2 separate regions of the Homo sapiens genome follow, and region 1 is linked to region 2. A link is an interaction called in ENCODE POLR2A ChIA-PET data of the cell type or tissue named here. Cell type or tissue: GM12878. All regions are shown on one strand. Region 1 overlaps ADGRG7 (adhesion G protein-coupled receptor G7). Region 2 overlaps PCNP (PEST proteolytic signal containing nuclear protein).

What was found. ChIA-PET counts read pairs that join two places held together with the same protein. Peaks named below come from ENCODE experiments on the same cell type or tissue, not always from the same donor. Only the 100,000 strongest peaks of a DNase experiment are listed, where the experiment ranks them.
Region 1: POLR2A ChIA-PET joins it to region 2 with 5 read pairs; 2 of 35 experiments call an interaction of 5 or more read pairs at or near these places.

The regions. Positions count from the first base shown.
Region 1 is chr3:100,632,313-100,637,312 of GRCh38, reverse strand. ADGRG7 (adhesion G protein-coupled receptor G7) reads right to left here. Exons shown (of 16, transcript NM_032787.3): 4 at 3,936-4,048; 5 at 1,487-1,636; 6 at 1-11. Among named protein-coding and RNA genes, the nearest start is that of ADGRG7, 25 kb to the right of the region's middle. In GM12878, a CTCF peak has its summit at 2,301 (motif pointing right); a DNase peak (open chromatin) is centred at 2,342.
Region 2 is chr3:101,583,000-101,587,999 of GRCh38, reverse strand. It overlaps PCNP (PEST proteolytic signal containing nuclear protein), which reads right to left. Exons shown (of 5, transcript NM_020357.3): 3 at 2,489-2,563. Among named protein-coding and RNA genes, the nearest start is that of PCNP, 11 kb to the right of the region's middle. In GM12878, no CTCF peak of the experiment used is centred here; no DNase peak of the experiment used is centred here.

The DNA.
Region 1 (5,000 bases), 950 kb after region 2:
ACTTTCTTTGCCTGCCAAAGAGAAGATACTGATCATCAGAGAAGCATATATCATACATTATCATCACCATCATTATCATCATGAATCATTGTAGTAGCAAGTGGCATCACTGATATGATAATGTAGAGGGAAGCATTTTACAAAATTAAAGGTTTATTCTTTGATCCACATAAGATGACAGAGAGAATCAAGATAAGGCAAAGTGAAAATATAAATTAAGGTAGTGAATTAGGAGGTTTAAGTCCCTGAATTCGACCTCATAGCAAGATCTTTCACAGACTCCCCACCAAACTCCAAGGACACAAAATCAAATGCTTGGATTCAAAAGCAGAAACAAAATAAGAAGAGTGCAATACTCTGGTTGTTAAAAATTACAGCTCATAATACTTAGCATAACTAAGTTATACTTAGTATACCTGTTAGACTTAGTAAAATTATTTGTAGTTTTCTTTCAATCAATAACTCAGGAGTGTGTCAGAGAGATGATCTTTTGGCATTTGATTACTATTTATCTTCCCTCTTTGGGAGTGTTGAAGCCCTTCTGCCTACTTGTTAATCCTTCCATTAATTCTACATTTGGAGGTCAATATTTTCTCTTTCAATTCCATTTTTATTAACTTGAATCCCACTTACTTTTTAGCAGGAAAAATATTTCAATTTTTTTTTTCTGAAACAAAACATTTAAAGGGAATGGAAGAAAGGAGTAGCTATTTTCAGGGCATGCTGATATTCAACCTATACACAAGGTGAGTCCATATTGGTGGTTTGTAGCCCTGTTTGATCACTATCCAGCTATACCAATTAGTAAATGTTGAATATACTTGTTTTCAAGTACCAGGGTTTAGCAAATTAAAATATCAGGAATGTAAACTAGGCTTAAAGTTTTCAGAAAGCCAAGACTAAAATGTAAATATTCTTAATAGAAATGCATTGCAGTTTAAAATCACATGTTCCAAATTAAATTCTTGAAACACTATTTACTTGGAATGCACTAGGGATGGTAAGGTCAAATGTAGTTGGTAAACATATTCATAAGGTGAAGTAGACTTATGCATTCCAGGACTTCCTAAAAGACTTAATGTGATAGCCAGGTGTGGTGGTGTGTGCCTGTAGTCCCAGCTGCTTGGGAGGCTGAGACCTGAGAATCACTTGAACCCCTGAATCCAGAAAGCAGAGGTTGTAGTGACTTAAGATCGTGCCACTGCACTCCAGCCTGGGTGACACAATGAGACTCTGTCTCAAAAGAAAAAGACAACACAATAATGATCATTAGGAATATCCTAAAATAAAATATTTGGACAAGAGGCCCTTTTTTTAATCTTTGAGCGTCTCTCAGGAGTGCTATGCAAAATGCCTTTAAGCAACTTAAACCATGCTCAAACCATATTGTGGAATAAGGAGTGGTATTCAGGACATCTCTCTTTCTTTCCCAACACCCCCTCTAAAAATAAAAAAAAAATTTTTTTTAAAGCTCTGTGAGTTTTACCTCAGGTGAAGCATTTCTGGAAGTGTTGAATATCTGTCCAACCACTCGCGTAGCACTAGTGATGTTCTCAGCAGTTAATTTATTGGCATCAGATGTTAAAATCTGGACTTCAGAAGAAATGTTATTAAGTGGTGCTGTGACATCCTTTACCTGTTTTAAAAACCAGAAAAAAAACCCTAGCTTTACACAATTATGTCCAAACACTTTGTAAGCAACTGCAGGTAAATAAGCTGGAATTTAGCTGAGCCTCAATCTCCTGAACACCATGTCCACTCAGTTTTCCACGTTTGCATCCTTCCTTGTGTAAAGGACAAAGTACATGCAGACCAGTGGTTTTGCCAGCCTTTCCTGTTTGACAGGATTGATTAACTATAAGGGGCTGCCTTAGCTAGATTGGGGCTACTAGAGTGTATCCATGGGCCAGCGCTGGTTCACTGTGTGTTACAAAGGTCGTAGAGAGATAAGCACAGAAACTGAAAGCAATTGGTCAGAGATGTATATAGCAATTTTTTGCTGTTGAATCTAACAGTTCTAAAATTTTGGTTTGTATTTTATACATATTTTTTATTTCATTTTTCCAGTAATTTATTTTTATTATTTCACAAAAATATTGGTGTGCAATGGGTTCAAAATTTTTTGAACTGGCTTTTCAGCACTGGTAGTTTGGAAGGCACTGGCCGAGATGACCTCTCTAGGTGCCAGTTAGCCCCAGGGCTCTGTGTTGTGAGGCTAAAACATGCCAATCCATATTGTCATTGGTGAAGCTGGGTGTCCATGCGCGCGCACGTGTGTGTGTATGTGTGTGTGTGTGTGTGTGTGTGTGTGTCTTGGTTTTCACTAGATGGCAGCATCATTTCACAAATTATACCAGTGTTATAGGCTATTCACACTTGGGTAAGTGTCAGAAACAATACCCAATCAGTAGACAGAAACAAATAACCCTAATTCAATTGCTAGATCCCTGCTATGTGCTAGGCACTCTGTTAGATGTTTACAGGTGTTATCACATTTAATAAGCAAAACAACTTTGTGAGTTGTTCACCCTCAGGAGAAGTTAGGGACCTCAACCAAGTTTCACACAGCTTAGAAGTGGCAGAGCTAAGAACCAAACACTGGTTTGCCAGATTCCAAATTTAGCATCTTTCCTCAATCTGTGGGTTGGCACAACTTGTGTGGTTGGCAGCCACATCCACTCTCCAACTTCTGTTCCCACCCAACCCCTACCCTGCCCATCTGTGATTAGGGAGCCAGGGTAGTACAATGTGAACTTTAAAATAAAGAACAGCTCTATCACTTTTTAGCTGTGATCACTAGGCAAAATGCTTCACCTCTCAGAACCACATTTTCCTCATCTATAAAATGTGTACATTAATACCTATTTATGGTGTTATAAAAATTAAATATGATAAACTAATAAATACATTAATATTTGGCACAATATTTGGCATGCAGTAGGTGCTCAACAATTAGTAAGTGTTATTGGCTATAATTATTTATAATATGGGAATAACATTCAACTCACAGAAGTTTTATAAGGATTAAATGTGATAACATATGCAACATGCCAGGCACATGAAAGGCTGTACATAAAGGTTGGTTTCCTCTTCCTCCCCCTTGCTTGTCCCCTAGTGTTAGCTCTTCCATGCATGTGCATTTGGGTACAACTTTGGTCAAAATAATTTAATCTGCATGAAAAAACATCTAGTTAGATGTACTTTCTATTTCACCTGCTCATAGATACTGCCCTGAGACCCGCATCAGGTTTGGAGTTTCCTGTTTCCAAGGGTCTTTGATAATAGTTTCTTTCTCTTCATTCTGGTCCAGTTACACCATCAAGAGGCTTTCCTTTGGTCTCAAATGTCAGGGATCTATATCCAGTCAAAACTTCCACAAAGATGAAGCCATTTTTAATGTGCTATTGATCATCATTTGCTGAAATTTGATGAAACAACAGTCCTTTTTCACAAACTGATGTCAACTTTTAAAAATAAGAGTGGCGGCCAGGTGTGGTGGCTTACTTACTACGCCTGTAATCCCTGCACTTCGGGAGGCTGAGGCAGGCGGATCACCTGTGGTCAGGAGTTCGAGACCAGCCTAGCCAACATGGTGAAACCCCATCTCTATTAAAAATACAAAAATTAGTCGGGCACGGTGGTATGAGTAATCCCAGCTTACTCAGGAGGCTGATGCAGGAGGATTGCTTCAACCTGGGAGGCAGAGGTTACAGTGAGCCGAGACGGTGCCATTGCACTGCAGCCTGGGTGACATGAGCAAAACTAGGTCTCAAAATAAATAAATAAATAATAAGAGTGGCTTTAGTCACTAGTTTTTGTTATTACTAATTTGAGAGTTTTAAAAGAATTGATTTGACCATCAGGTATCTGAAGAACAGAAACTGCACGGAATCAGAACTTCTTCCAGTTGCCCATCAGTGAGTCATATGGCATACCTGCTTTTCCAGGGTTTCCAGATTTTCATTGCAATTTCCTATTGTCACTTTTTGTAATTCTATCTCTCCATATAGAGAGAGACTGCACAACCGGACTGCCATTGGATTGCCCGCTTTAATACAAAGAAATTTTTTATTAAAAATAAGTATTTATTAAAATTATTGCCTATTATTTTTAGGCAATAACTAATTTTTATTAAAAGTTATAATTTATTAAAAATTATTGCCTATTATTTTTAGGCAGATACCACTTATTATCTTGATTTTTGAATCTGGACTTCAAAAGACCAGTTGACTATTTCCTTCCTTTGATGTCTTCAAGTAAGATTTACCTTTCAACAATAAGGTACATAATGGCTTTGAAGTGGATATGATGAGAGAATGCTAGGCTGAGAGACTAGAAACAATATGAAAAATTCCTAATAGATACTGAATTATATGTTGATCTTGACTGCTTTATGAAATCTGGATAACAGCTGAAAGGCAAAGAGTTCTGTTATATTCTATTATATTTATTAGATGTTTAGTTGCCTCAATAAATGTTTGCTGGGTCATTTGGTTTATTTCCTAGGATTATCACTTAAGCCTCCCTACCTCACTGCCTTCCTGTAGTTAATACTTAAGTAGTTGCTATAGAAAAAAATCATAATTAGAGGGACAGCTGACCAAAAGGTAGATTTTTCCTCAGGACCAGCTTTGGGCAGCTCCTTCTTGGGACAACAACTAGAAACACTGAAATTAGAGATTGCTTCAATAATATGTAAAGCACAAAGTTGGAGTCACTCTTAATTTATATGATGGCTTCACCTCTACACCATGACATAATGAAAATTTCTAACATATTTATGGGCTATAAATAACTTTTAAGTGGACACATGTCAGATGCATCTTTTCCTCAATGTTACCTAAAAGTGCAAATATCCCCACTCAAAAATCATTGAAAAGTATTTTGATCATTTGGTATATAATATTGAGTAATTAGAAGCAATTATTAATATAAGACTAAAAGGAAAATTGCCAACAGTTAGAATCCAAATCTGTAAAATTATAGGCTCAATCTGAAAT
Region 2 (5,000 bases):
TGCCCAGTCAATTTCTCCATTTTCAAAATATGAATAAACATATCACACAACTCACAAATTAAGGGTAAAATAATGTGAAAAGATATCCAAATCGTTAGGCATTCAAAGTAAGCCATTGTTGTAATGTAGGTGCTTACAATTTCCAACCTCTGCACTTTTGCACGTATTCCCTGCATCCTGTATCGTTCTTCCCTCCTACAGTCTGTACATATCTGAATAGGCTGAATCAAATGGTACCTGATTTCTTAAGAATGTTAGAGATGCCAAGAAACTTCAAATATTATTTAAGTTAGTGCTTCTCAAACTTAATTCAGGTCTTCCAACTGCCAGTCCAGTGGTCTTTTACATGCTGCTGCATCTAGTATCTGGCCTTTACTCCTTCTCTCAATTTCCACAGTATCATTTATTCAGATACTTTCGATTTTTATCTTGTACTGTTTTACATTTAAGTCTGCCCTGCTAGGCTGAGTTCCTAGGTGAACGTTTCTGATTTATCTTTATAACATCGCAGTGGCTAACATATAGAAAGCACTCAAATGGATAGAATGAGTGAAAGTCCAAGAGAGAATACACTGATGACTACAGTAATTTTCTGCTTACTGATTTGGGCTCCAATCATTAAATATTTACCCTTGCTCAAAATTCCTCTACAAAACTCTCCAGTTCAGTCAAATGCAGCTACTCAGTATTTACTGCTTGTGACCTGAAAATTGATAGCTAGGCTTACAAAAGTATTTTTTTTTTTTTTTGAGACAGAGTTTTGCTCTTGTTGCCCAGGCTGGAGTGCAATGGCACGATCTTGGCTCACTGTAACCTCTGCCTCCCAGGTTCAAGCAATTCTCCTCCCTCAGCCTCCTGAGTAGCTGGGATTACACGCATGCACCACTACGCCCGGCTAATATTGTATTTTTAGTAGAGACGGGGTTTCTCCATGTTGAGGCTGGTCTCGAACTCCTGACTTCAGGTGATCCGCCCGCCTCGGCCTCCCAAAGTGTTGGGATTACAGCCATGAGCCACTGCGCGCGGCCACAGAATTATTTCTTGATTCACTAAAACCCTGCCTAATGTTTTAGTATCTACTTCATATATATTCTTCCCAAATCACTCCAGTCCTCTGAACATATTAAGTCTTATCCACTTAAGAACATATGGCTGTGTGGTGGCTCACACCTGTAATCCCAGCATTATGGGAGGCCAAGGCAGAGGATCACTTGAGCCCAGGAGTTTGAGACCAGCCTGGGCAACATGGTGGGGCATGCCTGTGGTCCAGCTACTTGGAGGGCTGAGGTGGGAGGATCACTTGAGCCTGGGAAGTCAAGGCTACAGTGAGCTGTGATTATGCTACTGCACTCCGGCCTAGGCAACAAAGCAAGACACACTCTCTCTCTCTCTCTCTCTGAAACAAGAAACTCTCTCTCTCTCTCTCTCACACACACACACACACACACACACACGAATATACGCCCACATATGCTTTTGGGAACAACTACTGATGTATCCTGAAACACTTATTTGCTACACAATGACGTCACATCATGAGTGGGGGTTAGGTTTTAATGTCAGAGTCTAGTACAAAAACATCAGTCAGAATCATGCTTGAAACTTCCATAGGTCATTCATAACATGGGAAGATAACGACATTGTGAGGGGCATGAGGAAATTGGGACAAAGACACTATCAGATAAGCATCTCATGCTCATTCTGGACCACATGCTTTTTGAGTAGAACTTCTGGCAGAATCACCAGCACTATTGAATTGTTATCCCTCCTAGGGATATGGGAAGTGAGCACAATAGTTGACATTTTTTTTTTTTTTTTTTTTTTTTTTTGAGACAGAGACTAGCTCTGTTGCCCAGGCTGAAGTGCAGTGGCATGATCTTGGCTCACTGCAACCTCCATCTCCTGGGTTCAAGCAATTCTCCTGCCTCACCCTCCCAAGTAGCTGGGATTATAGGCCTGTGCCACCACGCCTGTCTAATTTTTGTATTTTTAGTAGAGATGGGGTTTCACCATATTGGCCAGGCTGGTCTTGAACCGCTGACCTCAAGTGATCCACCTGCCTCAGCCTCCCAAAGAGCTAGGCTTACAGGCATGAGACACCGCGCCTAGCCAATAGTTGGCTTTTTAAAATTGAATGCATGCATAATGTATCATTACTGAAGACCCCAACTATAAAAATTATTAAGGCAACAGTATTAGATTTTTCTTTTTTTGGATCCTACATACTTCCTAGCACAAACTACTCATAATAAACATTTGCTGATTTCATCCTTAAGCTTCTTGTCCCCAAAGTCAACAATACTCTAAAATAATCTTACAACCAAATAAAATGCAAAAATAGAGTATCCAGTTTTTATGGATGTCACACACAGACACAAAAACTATTATAAAGAAAATTCACTAATACTATTATAACCTATAATTTGCCACTAATACCTTCCTTAAATAACTGGTTAAAGTAAAAAAACAAAACTCGATATCAACTTACATCTTCATCTTCATTAAAAGCTGCTGCTACTGAAAGAGTTTTTGGAGCAAGAGTTGGAACAGTTTCTTTAGGCTTCTGAAGAAGAAACATATTAAAAAGAATATCATGTAGATAACATTTATACAAGCTTGTTTAATGATATGAATAATTTATCTTGAATGATTTAACTATATTTCCACAGAAATTTGTATAGTAACGAACCCAATACTTTGGACAAATCCATTCTCTCTTTTCAAAAATGTGGATTATCAGTGGGTATGTTTTACTTTACTAACTTGTGGCATCCATTTGTTGCCCTCCTATAAAAGATTTTCTAGTTAGGATCTACAATATCACTTACCTAAGGGGTACTTGGTACAGGCAAGAGAAAATGATTAGTAATACCTTCCCACAGTAACATTAAATACAATGTGCCTTGAAAGCATAAAAGGGGCTTTCTGCCTCTAGGCCTATAAACATAATTAATCCAAACCATCTCTTCTCACTATGTTTTTTGTTTTTCTTTTTGAGAACAGAGTCTTGCTCTGTCGCCCAGGCTGGAGTGCAGCGGCATAATCTTGGCTCATTGCAGCCTATGCCTCCTGGGTTCAAATGATTCTCATGACTTGGCGTCCTGAATAGCTGGGATTACAGGTGTGTGCCACCATGCCCAGAGAATTTATTTTGTATATTTAGTAGAGACGAGGTTTCGCCATGTTGGCCAGGCTGGTCTTGAACTCCTGACCTCGTGATCTACCCGCCTCAGCCTCCCAAGGTGCTCTCTACTAAAAACACAAAAAATCAGCCAGGTGTGGTGGTGAGTGCCTGTAATCCTAGTTACTTGGGAGGCTGAGGCAGGAGAATCGCTTGAACCCAGGAGGCAGAGGTTGCAGTGAGGTGAGATCACGCCACTGCATTCCAGCCTGGGTAACAGAGTGAGACTGTCTCAAAAAATAAAAATAAAAAAAATAAAAAATAAAAACACCCTTTCCTTGGCTTCTGTAACAATGCTTTTTACTGGTTATTCTCCCAATTCTCCCACCTTTTGTTCTGTCCCTTTCCTGCTACTCCCCATTTAGAAGATATAGATACCCAGGCAGGCACAGTGCCTCACATGTGCAATCTCAACACTTTGGGAAGCTGAGTCAGGAGGGCTGCTTGAGACCAGGAGTTCCAGGCCAGCCTGGTCAACACAGCAAGTCCCCCATCTCTAAAAAAATTTTTTTTTAAATTAGCAGACAACCAGAATTTTGTTGTCAATGACTTTTCCTTCTCTGGTCGATTTCATTCATTCCTAGTTTTAACTACCTAATCCTATGTCTACCCCTAAATGGGCTATCATCTGCCTACTGGGCAGCTCCACTTAGGAGCTCCCCTAGGTACTTTAGTTTCACAGTGTTCATAAGTACTCAAACCAGAAAATCTTTTCTTCAACTTGTAAGGTCCTGTTGATTAGACACCTATTAAGTAAACTTAATTCTCCCTCTGCCTTTTCAATCATGCTATCACATTACCAACTTAAGGTCCTTAGCATTACCTGCCTGGACTACTGTCAGAAATACATCACCTAGCCGGGCACAGGGGCTCATGCTTGTAATCCCAGCACTTTGGGAGGCTAAGGCAAGTGGATCACTTGAGGTCAGGAGTTCCGAGACCAGCCTGGCCAACATGGTGAAACCCTCTCTCTACTAAAAAAAAAAAAAAAAAAAAAAAAATTAGCTGGATATGGTGGTGATGCACACCTGTAATCTCAGCTACTCAGGAGGCTGAGGCAGGAGAATTGGTTGAACCCAGAAGGCAGAGGTTGCAGTGAGCCAAGATCACACCTTTGTACTCCAGCCTGGGTGACAGAGTGAGTCTCTGTCTCAAAATCCAAAAAACAAAACAAAAAAATCTCCTGACCTTTCTTTCTTTTTTGAGACAAGGTCTTACTCTGTCACCCAGGATGGAGTGCAGTGGTGCAATCTTGTCTCACTGCAGCCTCGACCTCCCTGGCTCAAGTGATCCTCCCACCTCAGCCTCTCAAGTAGGTGGGACTATAGGCACACCCTGCCATGCCCGGCTCATTTGTTATTTTTGAGACAAGAGTCTTGCTCTGTCACCAAGGCTGGAGTGCAATGTCACGATCTCAGCTCACTACAACCTCCACCTCCTGGGTTCAAGTGATTCTCCTGCCTCAGCCTCCCAAGTAACTGGGATTGCAGGTGTGTGCCACCATGGCTAATTTTTTGTATTTTTCAGTAGAGATGGAGTTTTGCTATGTTGGCCAGGCTGGTCTCGAACTCCTGGCTTCAAGAGATCCACTGACTTGGCCTCCCAAAGTGCTGGGCTTAGAGGCCTGAGCCACCGCGCCCAGCCTTGTTTACTTTTTGTAGAGAAGAGGCCTCACTATGTTGCCCAGGCTGGTCTCAAACTACTGAGCTCAAGCAATCCTGCCTCAGCCTCCCAAAGTGCTGGAATTATAGGCATGAGCCACTGCACCTGGCCTCACCACTTTCTGCATCCTCTTCCCACCAACCATCTATATGGTACC